Regions from separate parts of the Mus musculus genome. Here region 1 is linked to region 2. The links are chromatin loops, found by intact Hi-C in ENCODE. Cell type or tissue: heart. All regions are shown on one strand.

What was found. Hi-C counts contacts between places; a loop is a spot of excess contacts. Peaks named below come from ENCODE experiments on the same cell type or tissue, not always from the same donor. Only the 100,000 strongest peaks of a DNase experiment are listed, where the experiment ranks them.
Region 1: it touches region 2 in a loop (2.3-fold over the local background); 2 of 42 quality-filtered maps call a loop at or near these places.

Annotation. Positions count from the first base shown.
Region 1 is chr2:156,512,777-156,520,776 of GRCm38, forward strand. Epb41l1 (erythrocyte membrane protein band 4.1 like 1) reads left to right here. Exons shown (of 25, transcript NM_001368800.1): 15 at 1,252-1,434. Among named protein-coding and RNA genes, the nearest start is that of Gm33977, 18 kb to the left of the region's middle. In heart, a CTCF peak has its summit at 3,212; a DNase peak (open chromatin) is centred at 3,195; H3K27me3 peaks cover 380 bases.
Region 2 is chr2:156,416,617-156,424,616 of GRCm38, forward strand. Epb41l1 (erythrocyte membrane protein band 4.1 like 1) reads left to right here and starts at 4,475. Exons shown (of 25, transcript NM_001368800.1): 1 at 4,475-4,683. In heart, a CTCF peak has its summit at 4,296; DNase peaks (open chromatin) are centred at 2,005, 4,325, 5,355 and 6,245; H3K4me3 peaks cover 2,520 bases; H3K27ac peaks cover 2,237 bases; H3K27me3 peaks cover 4,617 bases.

The DNA.
Region 1 (8,000 bases), 96 kb after region 2:
TTGACCTCTCCGACGGACACTGTCTGTGGCCAGCTTAGCCCGAGAGAGAGGGAGGGAGGGAGGGTGGGAGGGAGGGAGGGAGGGAGGGAGGGAGGGAGAGAGGGCCGAGGTCCAAGCAGGTGCCTGGGGGGGGGGTGGCAGAAGCCTCGGTTGGATTGGCTTTCTTCCTGAGAAGGTTTGAAAGCAACTATAGAGATTCTTAGATGCCAGAGCTGAGTCCAAGGGAAGATTCCAGCCTTACCCAAGAGCAAGATTATCTCCCAGGTGGCTCCTCTCAAATAGCCTTACAGATAGCCCCTAGGCTCCCCGCCCACTTCTCTCTGTCCCAGATGATGTCCCAAGCAGATGGCCAGCATGGGCAGCTGTCTGTGGCTCATCCTCCCAGGGCCCAAGCACACTGCTCCATCTGTAACACTGGCATGAACTCGTACACACCGGGCACTCCAGCTCTACCTGACTTCTTCGTGTGCTAGGCCTTGAAACTCACCTCTCTTCTTCCTAGTCTCAGGTTTCTCGCCCCCACAAAAGCTTCACTTCCACCCTAGCTTCCTGGTCTCTCTGACGGTGTCTGACTTCTCCTACTCTTAGAGAGTCAGTACTCAGAAGGCATCCGAAAGGTTCTGGGATAGAGAAGGCAGCAGCTCACGGCAGGCAGTGCTGCACGATCTTTCTCTGGTCCTGAGTAAGGGAACGGGGCCCAGTTTTCTAAGTGATCCAGCTTAGGCACTTTTTTCTCCCATGCCTCCATGGAGCCTGAGCGGTTGGATGGGGGCTCAAGGGAGCCCAGACTGAGCACACTATTAAGTGATCCTAGTCTTGACCAGAGGTAGGAGCCACGATTCAAGAGGGTTCCGGGAAGCCAGCGAGCCAGTGCGGCTCAGTGAACAGAGCAGGGACGTCTCACCTTGGAACACACAGCCTGCTGTGCCTGGATCATAAACAGGAAAGTCTGTGCCTGACTCTGTCTGTGCTCAGAACACAATGGGTGCTCACCGAGACTTGAGGGCTCCGTGGAGTTGAATGTTCTTGGGTAAGGGAGGCAGGGGAAGAGAGGGCACGACACCATCCAGTCACCCCATGCCCCTGGTCAGGACACCCCGTGGAGTTCATTGTCTTTGCTTCCTTGACTCCTGGGACTGTTATGAGGGGGACAGTGTAGGGAGGGGTAGTGGAGGGTGGTGATCCCAGTCTTCCTGTGTCTTCTGCCCACAGTAGGTCATCTTATACCTCTCCCTCTTCTCTCATGCCTAGTTCCTGGACAAGCCAGAGGATGTCTTGTTGAAGCACCAGGCCAGCATCAATGAACTCAAGAGGACCCTGAAGGAGCCCAACAGCAAACTGATCCACCGGGATCGAGACTGGGATCGGGAGCGCAGGCTGCCCTCGTCGCCTGCCTCCCCCTCCCCCAAGGGCACCCCGGAAAAAGCCAGTGAGGTAGGTACCATGCTGTGGCCCTTGATGGGACTGTGAGTAAAGAGACACAGAGTTGGGTGGGGCAGGGGCTAAGTACATATTTACATTTATCCTCCACACAAATAATGTGTCTCCTAGTTGCTTACAGACATGAGGGATGGGGAGGCAGGTTAGGCTGAGAAAGTCAAACCCACTAACCCCTGAGTCCCATGGACCATCTTAAAACATGAAAAACTCCAAAAAATGCATGGTAGCTTGTTTGTGTTCCCCTTCAGTCAAGCAAAGGAAACTGGGGAAAGGGTGCTTGCTAGAAACTCCGAGACCCCCTGTGGGACCCACTGAATCAGAGTTCCAGGGAACCAGCCTTTTAAACAAGTGCCCCAGGCAAGTCTCTTGCAAATTCAACTTTAAGAATCCTGGAAGCTCTACCCAGGAGCCAGACCCTTGGGGGCTTATGTGAGAGTGCAGGGAGAACACGGTCCCTCTTGGGAGGATCCTCAAGTCTCACCAAGGTGGTAAGTCCACTGCACAAACCCAACGCTCCTGAGACTGTCTCAGGACCCTGTGTGTCCTGCCTCCAGGGTGGAAATCAGGGGGCTATTTTCTTAATTGAGAAAGATGAAGACAGGCTTTGGGGAAATCCCATATCTATACCCCAAGTTATTGTATCGGCACTTGTGGAATCCTGGCAGGATTTACCCATTTCAATGTATTCGTCTTCTCGCTCAAGCTGCCGCTCACCGCTCACCAGATTGATCGTGTTCTAGACTTAAGCTCCTGGTTCCATTACCTGAGGGCTGAGGGCTCTGAGCTTGTTACTTAATCTCTCCAAGGCCCTGTTAGGTGAATAAGGATGTTTACAAAGGTCAGATGAAATAATGCCCGGAGAGGGACCGCATGGCCACTGTGTTGCCTGATATGGAAAACTTGGTCTTCCTTATGGAGTCCCAGGACTGTGCCTTGCAGAACTCCAAATCAAAGCTGGAAGGACGCTGGGAACCCTCTGTTTAAAGACTGCCTTTTACTGAGATCCAGAGAGACAAAGACCAACTCGGCACGAAAGATGCGTTTGCTGTGTTCCATGAGTCATTGTGCTTGCTTGTCTTTAATTCACAGCTGGCTTGAGGCAAGGCCAGATCGTGTGCAGAGCGGGCGAAGAGCCAGCTGTGTACCTGCTTTCTCTCCAGTGCTTTGAAAATTGGTGATGCAGTCATGATTTAGTTCATAGAGCGTTTGATTGAACTGGTACCCGCCATGGTCTGAGCTCACCAGATAACAGAGAGCTTTCTTGTGAGGCATAAAACTAACCCAGCTGGGATTCCATAGCTGCCAATATCAATATCACACAGTCAGGGTTGCTTTGGGGGCCTTGAAGCCTGATACTCTAGAAAGGAGGCAAGTTTCTGCACCTACTAGCAGAGGTGACAGACTTAAACATTATGACACCGTGTTGTCAAATATGCATGTCTTGATTGACATTTGTAGTTACCCAGGATGCACATGGTCCCCAGGCTGTAGATTAGACCAGCCCCTTTTCTGAGGGCTTCTGAGGTCCCAGCACAACCAAGACTCAGACTGGTGCACAGCACTCTCCTCTAGACCGCTCATTCCCTCGGGAAAGACTTGGACAGGGTGACTTCTAACATTCCTGAGACGGGCTAGGTCTTGGCCTGGATGCAACTGAAGTGTGATGGAGAAGCTACCCAAAGGGTGAGATGCCCGCAGAGAAAGAATGGGCAGAATGAATGTTGGTGAGCTAGGACCAGAGTTAAGGGGTGTGCCCCACCTGCTGGTGACAACTGGAACTGCTGACAGAGGGACCGGTTCCAGCCACCACCTCCTTAGCCCTGAAAACTGTAGTCGGTACTCATGAGGAGTACAGGAGCCCACCTTGGAGTTATGGACCATTTAGAGCTGGCTTTTAGGGCCTTGGCATTTATGGGTTCTTGAGGATTTGCAAAATAGGGAGGAGTCATAGACAAGAACTTCACTCTGTCCTCCGGTAGGTGATGTTACCTCTGTGAGTCTCGTTGCATAGGTGATCTTAAAGGGGACCAGAGTGTCATCCCATTGGGAGGTCATTGGCAAGGCTAACTGAACAATGAAGGTGGGAGTTCAGTGTCCCCTAAGAAGTGTTGACAGTTATGGGACACTGCTGAAGGTGACTGGATCCCTGGCCCAATATGGCTCTCTAGAGGACCCTGCAAGGACATGCCACCAGAACTCCCAGAGACATCTCTAAGCTTGCTGGGTCCCACCCAAGCCAAGGGGAAAAGCAGCAGGAACTTGAACTGTTCCCATTGGTCAAACCCAGGTAGTTTGAAAGCCAATTAAGGGGTGGTGGTGGTGGTGTGGATGTGTGTAGCACTGTGCACACCTCTGTGTGTGTAGGGGGGTAGTGGTGTGTGTGTGTGCATTACTAGGCACACCTCTGTGGGGGGGGCATCTTCCTTAGTCACTCTCTACCATTTTTAAAATCATCTTTATTTATGTGTGTGTTTATCTACAGTGTGTGTATGTATGTATGTTTGTGTGTGTATGTATATGTATGTGTTTATCTACAGTGTGTGTATGTATGTATGTTTGTGTGTGTATGTATATGTATGTGTTTATCTACAGTGTGTGTATGTGTGTATGTGTGTGTGTGTATGCATGCAGTGCATGTGTCTGTGTGGGGTATGTATGTATGTTTGTGTGTGTATGTGTATGTATGTATGTATGTGTGTGTGTGTATGTGTGCATGCATGTGTCTGTGTGGGGTATGTATGGCGGTCAGAGGACAACTTTGCAGAGTCTCTCCTTCGTCCCTGGGGCCCTGGGGATTGAACTTTGGCTTTCAGGCTTGGCAACAGCACTGTCACCCATTGAGCCATCTCACCAGCTCCTCTACTTTATTTTTTGAGATAAGCCTCTCATGGAACTCGGAGCTCACTGATTCAACTAGGCTGGCTGGCCAGTGAGCTCCGGGCATCTGCCTGGCACCTCCTCCCCAGAGCTGGGACCACACCTGGCTTTTTTTCATAGGTTCTGGGGATCTGAACCCAAATCCTCCTGCCTGTCTGAGGATTTTACTAATTATGGCATCTCCTCAGCTTCTCAAAGACAACTTTTAAAAAATATGACTGTGACCCCCACTATAAGTTCGAATCATAGCCTGAGCCATGACACCTCCGGCAGGCTTGAAGTCAGAGTCTAATGATGGTATTCTAAACTCCCTCAAGTGTTAGTGAGAATGGGGTTCTGGCCAGAAGGCACAGGATTGCCTTGCTGTTGTTATCTGTCTTTTCCCTCAGAATGGCTCCTTCCTGACTGACCCTATGAACTAACATGTTAATATGGGGCTTACAAAGCTGGACTATTTACAGACTATGTGTGTCTCTCCTGCTCGCTCTCTCTCTCTCTCTCTCTCTCTCTCTCTCTCTCTCTCTCTCTCTCTCTCTCTCTCTCTCTCCTTTTCCTCTGGCCTGGGCCTCCCCTGCAGGCCCAGAGGATCCACGACACTTCTCAGCAGGACTTGGTCCCTGGAACAGCAGCAGGCTTGGAAGTGTTCACTCAGAAAAGCCTCGCAGCGTCTCCTGAGGTTACTGTCTTCACTCTCCCACACCCCTTGCCCCTGGGCCTCCAGCCCATCCCTGTCTACCCTCCAGGATCTTAAGAAAACCCTTTCCCTGGGGTTGTGGGGAACAGGCCAGACTCTGCTGTGGAGAGGATAGCAAAGGTGGTCCACATTGTCCCTGTCTTATAAATGGCAAGTGTCCCCACCCCAGGGATCCACGAAGGGCCAGCCCCTCCCTCATCCATTATGTACCAGTAAGGACAGGATTGCTGCTACTCCCAGAAGACAGAAAAACTGGTTCCCTCTAGTTCCAAGGGGGCAAAGGCATGATCCTTTCCGGATGCAGGCTCTAACTAACATTAAGCTTGGGATTAGGTGTCTTGACCCTTGACCGTGACTTGCCCTGAGCTCTTGTCTGTGTTTAGAAGCCTGATTATAGTCTATGGGTTAGGGCACAGTCTCCTTCTTTTCTCTCCTTCCAGCCATCTAAACTCATCGGACATTGGCAAAAGTACATGTCTTCCTTCCAAAAGCATCCTTGAGTTTGTAGAGAGGCAAGCCTTCTAAGTGAGGAGGGCATTGCTTCTGGGTCCAGATGAGCACCAGGTCAAAGGCTCTTGGGGTTTTCTGTGGCCCTGTGTGGATGCTGGGTCTGGATCCCTACATCCCATAATCTGTTGGCCGTGGGAGTCTACTGATAGGAAAACATCCTTCATGTAGCCTCTGTGCCCCATCTGTCGGTGTGGCTTCTGAGGATATAGACGCTATTCCTCCCACAGAGAAAACTTCTGTAGCAGACGTGAGTTTGCTGTGAATGTAGGAAGGAGATGAGCAAGCTCCAGACAAGGGAGAATACAGCCTGCAACTCTCCCTGAAGTCTTCTTCATGTAAAAATAAAAACAAACCACTCAGTGTCGTCTCCTGAGAGCAGTGAGACAGTGAGGCAGCAGCATCCCAGCGTTAGGGACATGGTGTCGGGAGATGCTCTGGTGTCGGGAGATGCTCTTAGAAACAAGGACAGTAGGGTATAGGGGACTTTCGGGATAGCATTTGAAATGTATATAAAGAAAATATCTAATAAAAATAAAATAAGAAAAAAAAAAGAAACAAGGACAGTGCCTTGTGGGGTCTGAGCCAAGTGTGCACCTTTCTCCAGTGACCTGCCACATCAGCCTTACTGTCTCATCTACAGTCATCAGGACCTCCCTGCCTTCCTACCCCCTCCCCCACCCCCTCCTTCTGTCTTATCCCTCCTTCCACAGGGCCTTCCCATGTTGCCCTGGCTGGACTCAAATGCGTGGTCCTCCTGCTTTGGGCTCCCAAGTGCTGAGCATGAAGTTTTCTGTGAAGTCTGTCTTGATCAGGGCTTCTTCTTGCTACCTATTGGCCATGGACTCTGCAGCCTCCCTGAGGCGGTCCCTCGAGGAATTGAACACCTCTTCTCTGCCCGTCTTCTAACAGCTTCTCCTAGGATGCAGGTTCTAGAGAGCCCCCTTCCTGGACTTCTTCTGACCCCAGATGTAATTGAGAATTCCAGGTGGGGCCGGGACAGCTAGGAGTCAGTGGAGCTGCCCTGTGGGGTTTCTTCTTGTTCATCATGAGGTAGACTTGATCCCTCTTCACTCCTGTGGCTGGAGCGGAGACAGCTCCATCAGATGGCACGGGGCACTCTAAGCAAGGCCCTGGAGAACCAGGGACTCTGGAGAGAATACATGGAGGTTGGCCTATCTGTGGAGATCCTAATGTTGTACCATCTTGTGACTTGGACCAGATGTAGCTTGACCAGTGCACTGGTGCCAGCCAAGTTGTCCTTTCTTTTAGTAAATCATGTCCCACCCCCATCAGTCCTTAACTGTTGCTTTTTTAGCATCGGAGCTCTTGTTTCCTCCCTCAGCACTCCTGTGTGATCTTCTGCAAATGCCTTCACTGGGAGCCTTGGTTTCCCTCTCTGCAAAAGGTTGCCAACTGGAGCAAATTTAATTATGTAGATGAAGGAAGGGCTGGCACTGCTTGGCATCTAATAACTAAGCAAGAACATGTGCTTCCCTTGTCTGCCTCTAGAATCCTTCCCGGCTGCGCCAGCTCCCACCACACACCCTGTTGCTCATCTAGCCTGTTTGCTGTTTGGAATCGGAATGGGAGTATTCCAAAAGCGGCCTCTTTGGCCAGCTGTGACCACCATCTCTAGGCTGATAATATTAGATGCTGAAATGGAAGCAGATGACAGAGCTTGCTTCCCGAGGAGATGAGACAGGTCCTTACCTCTGCAGGCTGGCAGAACAGGTCCCTCTGAAGCTTCAGGTAGAGACACCTGAAACCACATCTCAGAAAGCTGTACCAGGCCGAGTCTGGACCTCCCTTTCCTTTGATCTTTCTTATTGTTAAGATTCTCTTAATGAGGTCAGACTCCCTGACCTGGGGAAAATGCAGTGTTCCCTCGATCCACCCAGCTCCATCAGACCATGTGGGTGTGGCAGGCTCATCACCAAGTCACAACCTTAAAAGGAGCCCTGTTTCCAGGAGGAGTTTCGGGCTTACCTCATCTGGGAGGCAGTCTTGGGACGGTGGGAGACCTCAGAACCGTGTCTTGGGTTCTGGGGTCCATAACTAGGTGGTCGAGAGTGAAGGCATTAAGTGAAGGCTGTGACTTCAGGCCTTGGGGCTATGCAGGACTATAGCGCCCCAGGGCTGCTCTCTGTTTGCATTATGCATTTGTTAGATGGACCTCAATGAGGTTTTGTGGGAAGAAAGGATTTTGTGGTCCCAAGAGGAAAATTCCAATGGTCTTAAGGCTCTGGTAATGATTCAAGAAGCAAACTGTCATTGTCCCTAGACTGGTGGGAATGGATGATAGAGGACTGTTTTGTAAAACCTGACAGTGCCACCCTGTCTCTTCAGCACTACAATCCTGTCTGTGCCTCTTTCCTTCCGAGGTATGATCTGGACCGTTCTTTTCTGTTTTCCATGGGCTTTTGTTAGAGTTCTCCAAAGATTGGCCTTAAAATTGTTTCTTTTGGGCCAAATCTCGGAA
Region 2 (8,000 bases):
CCAGGCCCTGGATTGGGGTGTCTGATGTGGGAGAAGAAAGACACAAATAACTTCCAACCTTCTAGAAGTCTTTCCTCTCCCCCAGGAAGAACACCGGAAGTCCTTCCCTTAGGTGGGCTGGACAGTTTCCTCCTAGGAGGAAGAGGGGTCCTCGGAAGTGCAGAATCAAGAGCTGGGAAGAGGTATGTCCCCTCACGGCCCCTTGGAAGCTTAATTAACTAGTCCGAGTGGCTGAACTGAACCTCTGGGCATCTGTTTTTCCTGCTGAGAACTAGCAATAGCAGTGGTCTTGTTCTTCTCCTTAGTTACTTTCAAAACACACAGTAAAGTGCTGGGTGTCTTCAGGAAGACACAAGAACCTGTGCTGGAACCTCCCCGATAGACCAAATGGCTGCAGGAAGATTTGGAATTTCTACAAGCCACGCCACAGTGTCCTCGTCTATAAAATGGAGATGATAATTAGAGCTATCTCCCAGGATGAGAAAATTATGGAGATGCCTAGCATGTACCAAGGCTTCAATAATGTTGGTTATTTCCAAACAGGATAATGATGCTGGTTATATAAGGGAAAAACCCAGGATTCATTGGTGAAAGGTGGTGGACCAGCCTGGGGTGCAGTTCAGTGGTAGATTGTGTGCTTTGAAGGAGCAAGACCCAGGGGTTCAATCCCCAGAAATGAAAGGAAAACAGAGCATCAGACTCAAATGTCTTAGAACTGGTAGATTCTTTCAGCCAAGTGTGGGGTGTGGTTCAAAGGAATGAGGAAGCTGTCCAGGAGGTGACAGGGCACACAGCACAATTTGCCTTTAAAGACCTGGGGGGAAGGGCAATGTTCGCTGACCATTCCAAAAGTTCAGGGGCCCTTGTTCCTCATCTCAATAGACTTGTCAGCTCCTCTTCTCTTCTCTGGACTCCCCATTAAGTCACCAAAATCCTATTGCTGCTTCTTTGAAATAATGATAACAACAGTAAGTAAGGAGACCACTGTTATTTTGAAAGTTGTACAAGTTTTCTCTTATACACTATCCCAGGAACCTTCCATTCTGTCTCCCATTCAAAGGAGCCAAAGTTAGGAGAGGCCTGGAGATCACTCTGCATGCCACACATGGAAATACTGAACTCTGAAAGAAGGCACTCACCACAGGCAAACCATAAACTAATGGCAGAGGCAGGATTAGAACCCAGGGGTCCTACTCTAGCCCAGGTCTCCTTTCAAGTCCTTGGGTTCCTAGTCCCAATTTCTTGGACCACTGCAGTCTTCCAACTGATCGCACCTGACTCTGATCTCTCCTTATGAACTTGTTCCAGTGTGACAGTGTCCCCATCAGAATGTGTAGCTCCTGTAGAGGTGAGTCCTGTGATGGATCCAGTTGTGGTCTATCCAGGGCAGCACAGACCACACCACATGATGGTCTAGCAGCATGGCCTTGATCTTGACTTTTCCCTCCTATTAGGACTGGCTTGCTGTCACCTTGAGGGGTTGTCATCTGGTTCCTGATTGTGCCTCTCACTGAAGATATGGTCTCTCCTTGAGTAGTTATTGACAGGAAGTTGGTCAAAGTGACCAGTCTGATTTGGGGCAACTCCAAACATTAGAGAAGGTTTTTGCTTATTTGTTTTTCTTTTCTCTCTTCTCACTGCTGGAGAATGGAACTGAAGGCTTCCCTCCACGCAAGACAAGTGTTCTACCCACTGAGCTACACCCCCAGCTCTAGAGAGTTCTTTATGGACTCATTCTCCTGAAGGTCTACCCAACTGGAGTTAAATGTAATTCCTTCAAATTCATTCTACCATAGAATCTATAATCATGTTTCATATGAGCCAGGTCTTGGGTGGACTAGGGGCTGAGGGGAACCAGCAGATCTGTTCCACGTGGATCCTTCAGAGGAGACCTAAGGGTTCACGCACACAGATGATGTTGTCTTGCTTAGTAGACATAAATACAGTAATAGGGAACAGATCACATTTCCTTTTTGGGTGACAGCCTGCAGATGGCTGGAGACAGCCACCACACCCTTCTCCAGACCACTTACACATGTCACGTGATGCTCAAGTCCTCAGCATTCTGGTCCCCTCCTTCAGATATGCTTCAGTGTGAGTGTCTCTCTCAGACGTGGGGTCTAGAGTTGAGTCCTGTGGTCCAGCTGGGATCTCTCTAGGGCAACCGGAGAAGCTGCTTGCAGCTCTAGTTTTGGTTGACAGAATGTATTCACCCTCTTGCCACACCACATTGCATTATTGAGCTCAAGGTCAAGTAAAAATCTTGAATCTATTTTCATGGAAACTGCTCTTAATCTAGATTCTTCTAGACCACGTTTTGAGCATGATGATATCAAGGAGACACTCACTCTTGTTACCAGCCCCCCACGTGACTGTTAACTGTAAAGAACATAAAATTAGGTGTGAAGTTTCTCAGTGCACCGGTCACATCCTAACTGCGCAGTAGCCACAGGTAGCCGGTGGCTGCAGACAGTAGGATCATAGAAATTTCTCGCCGGATCATACCTTACACTTATTCTGCACGGCAGCTCCTTCTGTAAGTTCCAGCTCAGTCTTCAAGCCTGTCGAGATCTTCTGGAAACTTATTCTGGTTTCCACAGTGTTCTCTCTGCCCCTCTGTCTCTCGCTGTCTCTTCCTCTCTGTCTCTATCTCCTCCTGACAGCAGCAGATCTGATTAGCAGTTCAGATTTCCTCCGCTTCATCTAAAACCAGTGATAACAGTCCCTCGCCCCAGAGCAGAGGGCATCGGAGCCATGCCCATGCCATGAGATAGTTGTTTAACAAATTAGGTCTCCGAATCAGGGTCTGTGCTTGGTATCAGGAAACTACATGGAGACAGAAAACACCCATAAACAGAATCCTGTCATGGTGGGTGCTGACTGGAGTAGGTCAATTACTGCCACCTCACATTCAGGGCTGGCCTGATGGCTAAATATGGGAGTTCAAAATCAACGTCCAGGATCCTGCCTCTGCCCCTTTCCAAGCTCCTTAGTGACTTTGTGCTCACGGCTACCGTCTGTTGCAACTGTACAGATGAAATGAGACATGGAAGTATTTCTTCCATGCAGTGGAGCGGCTGAGTGAGCACTGCTGAGTCCTGTCTTAGGTAGGGCCTTGGTTTCCTTAGTTTTGTCCTCTCAGTTTATCAATGTCCCTGGAGGTCCAAACCAGGCCTCCCCTTCTGGATTTATCTATTCAGCTGTTTGATTCCAATCTGCTCTTAGCATCCTGTAGCAGAGTGGTGGGGGTGGGGAGGAGGAGATGGGACCGCAGTGAAGAACCAGAATTACTGGCCTAGCCTTTGATTCTGTGCTACCTGGGGCAGACTCAGGTGGATCCCAGCTACCACTTAAGATAAGGTAAGGTCACAAGAGGTGAAGGTGTTTACATTTTGGAGTCATTTGCCTAGGTTGTTACCCATGCAGAGGCCTCTAATAAAACCCGGTAAGTTCTTACATTTACTTCTTCCTTTTCTTCCCTTCAAAGTCTAACAAAGGAGGCTTGGTATTCCTGGCCTTCTGAGGTCTGGCCCTTGCTCTGGGAACCCAAGCTCAGTTTCTTCAGCTAACCCCATAGACGCCCTACCTTCTATGGATACTATTCTAGGTTCACTGTTTTCGTTACTTTGTCCTTTTCCTATGCTTAGCTTTACGTGTGTGTTCAAAGCAGTACCTTCCGGCAGGAGCCTGTAAGGTCCAGGGCGGATATAATCATAATTCAGAGAAACGCTTGACTTTGGGCATGCTTGGGCCTGTGGGTCCCCAGGGTCTTGGGACCAGGGGCTCGGCCCTTGCTTCCAAAGAGTGCCAAAGGACTGCCACCTCAGACTGGTTGGAAAGAGCTGCGTGGTCCTCCACAGCTCCGCAGCTTAGGCCGCCCGAACAATAGGAGGGAGGCTGAAGGGTAGTGGGCGTCGGCCAGGTCCCTGCTGGAGGGAGTGGAGGCCAGTGGTGCTGCTGGTCCCCCAGGTTAGCCCAGGCTACCGGCCTGAACGCCAAGCTCTCAGTCAAAGGCGAGGTGAAGCAGACTTGGTGCCGGTGGCGACTCTCTAGGAGGTGGAGTAAGGCCGAGCCCACGGGGCTGGGACCTGGAGGGAGAGGAGGCTCCGTGGAGAGTCTCGTCTTCGTGGTCCCGCTGCTCGCCTCGGCCTCTGAGCTCTGCCTAGGCTCTGGTGGGCGTCTGTCCCACGTGGGGGAAGCCAGCGGCGCGGGCTCGCGGGGCGCACACCCCTCCGAGTTCCCCTCCCTGGGATCGGACGCGCCTGCTCCTGGGCAGCTCGGCTCTTGGGGCCAGTGGGTCGCGCTCGCTACTCGCACACCCTTCGGACGCTGCCTGGCCCGGATCGCCGCCGCCTCCTCCCAGGGAGCTGGCGGGGCGGGGCAGAGGGGGAGAGGGGGTGTGCGGAGCGGGCGGGGAGGGGGCTGAGCGCCGTGGGAGGGAGCGAACGAGCGAGCGAGCGAGAGAGCGAGCGGGGCATTTCTGCGCAGCTCCGGAGCGTCTTGGAGCCTGCCTGGGCGGCCACTGGACGAAGGGACTCAGAGACAGACAGACAGACGGCTCCCGGAAGCCGCGCCGCCGCCGCCAGGTTAGCAGGGCGCGGAGACCGAGCAGGCTGTTGCTACGTCCCGAGCTCGCGTGCTGGAGGACGTGCGTGGCCGAAGCTACGATTCGTGTCTTTGCGGGTACGTGTCGGGGTCCACATCTCCGGGTGTGCGTTTAATGTGAACGCGCGTGTGTCTGTGGGTCGGTGCAAGTGGTGTGTACGTGCGTGTGCATCTGAGTAAGGGGCTGGGTGGTGTACTAATCTGGTAAGGGTCTGTGTGCCCTGGTTTGCTTATCCGGAGATGTGCCTAGAGAGGGTGTGTCCCAATGTGTAACAGTGTGTACATCTGGATGAGGCAGTGTGCCTATGCTGATGATGGCTTCGCTTGTGGCTGAAGCCTATGGCGGGTGTATGTGAGTGTTCGTGTGTGTGTGTTTCGCTGTGTGCACGCCAGTGTGACTCCCCGTGTGTGTGCGCGTGTGAGGGCGGGTGTGCACCCGCGTAGCCCCTGTGTGCGTGTGCTCGGCTTTGTCTCCGCACTGCCGGGAGGAAGGGGGTGGGGGCGGCAGCCGAGGCGCTGGCGTCGCCCGGAGCCCGGCACTGGCCGAGGAAGTGGGTAGCAGCAGCGGCGGGGGCGTCTTAGCTGAGTGGAGACTCCCTGCTGGCAGGTGGGCAGCCACACCCGGGGTACGGGAGAGCCCTACTGCCAGTGGAGCCTGGCTCCCAGCTGAGCTGAAGCAGAGGGCGTGGCCTGCTCAAATCCCGGGTGTGTGTTTGTGAGGGGTGGGGTGGGGGATTAGGTGTGAAGAGGGTGTGTCTGTGCGCAGGCATGGGTGTGGGTAGAAGCAACAGAGGCCCCTCAGCGGGGTTCTGTGATATGTTTCCTTGCTGTGTAACGACCATCACCCTGGCCAGCTACAGCCCAGCCTGGTTAGGTACCCTCCACCCTCACCCTGGACACTGTTCGGAAGGGCAGCAGCCTAGGTACCCTACAAAGACTAGTAAAACTGATCACTATCTTAAATGGCCAGCGCCCCACTCCAAGGAATCCCCTCTCAGAAGGTCTTCATACTTTGAGAGAGATGTGTTTCTGTATCTCTTCCCCCATGTTTTGGGCACTGCATGCATGTCTAGTCTGGGTGAGTGTGTGCATTCTCCCTGTATATTTCTTGTGCATTTAGGTGCATTTGTACATTTTACTGATGAAGAATAAACAAAATATCTCTGGATGTATATGTGCATTTGTTTTGATAAGTTCTGGTATATCTGGTTTGTTTTTTTTTTTTATGAGTGTGTAAGCTGTTTGTGTATTGGCGAGCCAGGATGGGGACAGTAAGAGAAGTGCCATTTTGCTGCTAACTGGAACAGAATAGAAAGCCCCCTATATTTGAAAAACAAGATTACAGGGAAGTTTGCGGATTTAGTCACTGTCTGCCGGGTTCAGATACTGGTACTGAAATGTAGGTAGACTAGGTTTGACAAGGATCTAGAGAGGCTGAGAATCTTACAGAGGGAAGGAAGGAGGACGTGCAAGCCCAGCCTTCCTTCTCCTGGCTCTTCTCTCTAACTTCACTCCTTGCTGGTTGGCTTGTGTACAAGGATAAGGGTGCGGGCTTTGGAGTGGAGAGGGAGAGTGCAGGGAGTGTAAACGGGAGTGGACAGTGCAGGAGTGGGAGGGGCGCCCCCCAAGGCAGATTTCTGCAACTCCCCAGCTGCTTTTCTGGCAGAGGCCGCCGAGGCAGGGGAAGCTGGGATTCTTATCTCTCTCCCTGAATACACACCTCAAGAGAGCCGCTGCCCTGGCAGCTCACTGGCGCTGAAATCTGGTGGTGGTGGGTGTCTCCTTTTGTGTTTATTTTTATTAAGCTGCTTTTCTCGTCAAGACCCTGACCTTCCCATGCCTCAGTTTCTCTGTTTAGGCGGCTAGGAAGCTCAGTGTCGTGTCTTTGAGGCAGGTTGGACTTTGGCTCAAAGCTCTAGACCTGTCTTATTACCAAGATTTAGGAATTCACTGTTCTTTAAAAAATGTTATATTTGATATGCATGTGACCATCAGAGAATAACTTGTAAGAGTCAGGGATTGAACTCAGGACATCGGGCTTGGTAGGAAATGGCTTTACCCAATGAGACATCTTGCTAGCCAGGAATTCAGACTTCTTGCCCCCAGAGATCCTGGCCATACCTCCCTACCTTCCTCAATAGCACCCAGACCACCAGTTCTCAGTGTGGTCCATCTTACCATCTGCAGCAAGGTTACCGGTTTACTAGAAATGCAAATTTGGAGCCTTCTGGTAGACATACACAATGCAAAAATCTGGAGATGGGGTTTAGCAATCTATGTTTTAACAAATGCAAATTATTTTGACCTGTTCTACAACCCTCTAGAGAAGCCAGGAAGTGCTAGATTGAAACAAGAGGATATCCCTTCTTTTTTGCAACCTGCCATACATGTCCCTGAAGTAGCCCCAAAGCCTACCTTATTTGGTAGGGGTTCTGGCTTCAAGCCCCAGGTCTTTCTTGTGGTCTTAGACAGATAACTCCTTTGCTGACCAAAGCAAACTCTTACCCCGTAGCTTCTTCTCTAAGCTCATTTTCCTCAACCCTTACCTTGATTGACAAGAAGGCAGGTACAATCCAGTCCTTGCCCACTTGACTTTGGAATTTGTGCCTGCAGGCCCCTCCGTTTAGCACCTCATCCCCTGCTTCCTCAGACTTTCACATGACTGTGTCTTTTGGGGGAGGGGGCAGGGCTTTGCCAACATCCTAGGTTAGGCAAGTATTTCCCTTCATCCATCCCTAGAGCTCCGGTCTCTCCTAGGGCTTGTAAGCGTGTGGAATTAGACTTGAACTTGTGAGTTGCTTGATTGTCTCCCTCATCTAGGCTGTGAATGCCATCTGGGCAGGGATTGCTTGTTCATCATCCTGGTATCCAGCAGCAGCGTTTCTGCCTTCTGATTTGTGTTCCATAAGCCTGTCACATGAATTAATGTCTCAAGTAGGAGACAAGTGGCTGGAGAGATGGCTCCAAGATTAAGAGCACTGGCTGCTCTTCCAGAGGACCCAGGTTCGGTTCCCAGCACCCACACAGCACCTCACAACTGTCTGTGACTCACAGCTGTCTGTAACTCCTGTTCCAGGGGATCTGACTCCCTCACACATGCAGGCAAAGCACCATGTACATTTTTTTTAAGTAAACACATTTAAGATAGGACATGATGCTAAGTGCTGTCCTTTCTCAAGTGTCTCCTCAAGCTTTGATGGTGTACCAATCCAAGCAGGACATGGATTGGTTTAGGCAGGCCATCTTTTACACTCCTGCATCTCCTGGCTGTAGACTTGGCTCTCACTGTGTGCCCTCAGCTGTGATGTCTCTGCCTGGGGAAAGCAGGGGAAAGCTCTTAGGAGACATAGCCTCTCTTGTGACCTCCTAGGGCCCTATGCATCTGTGCAGAGAAC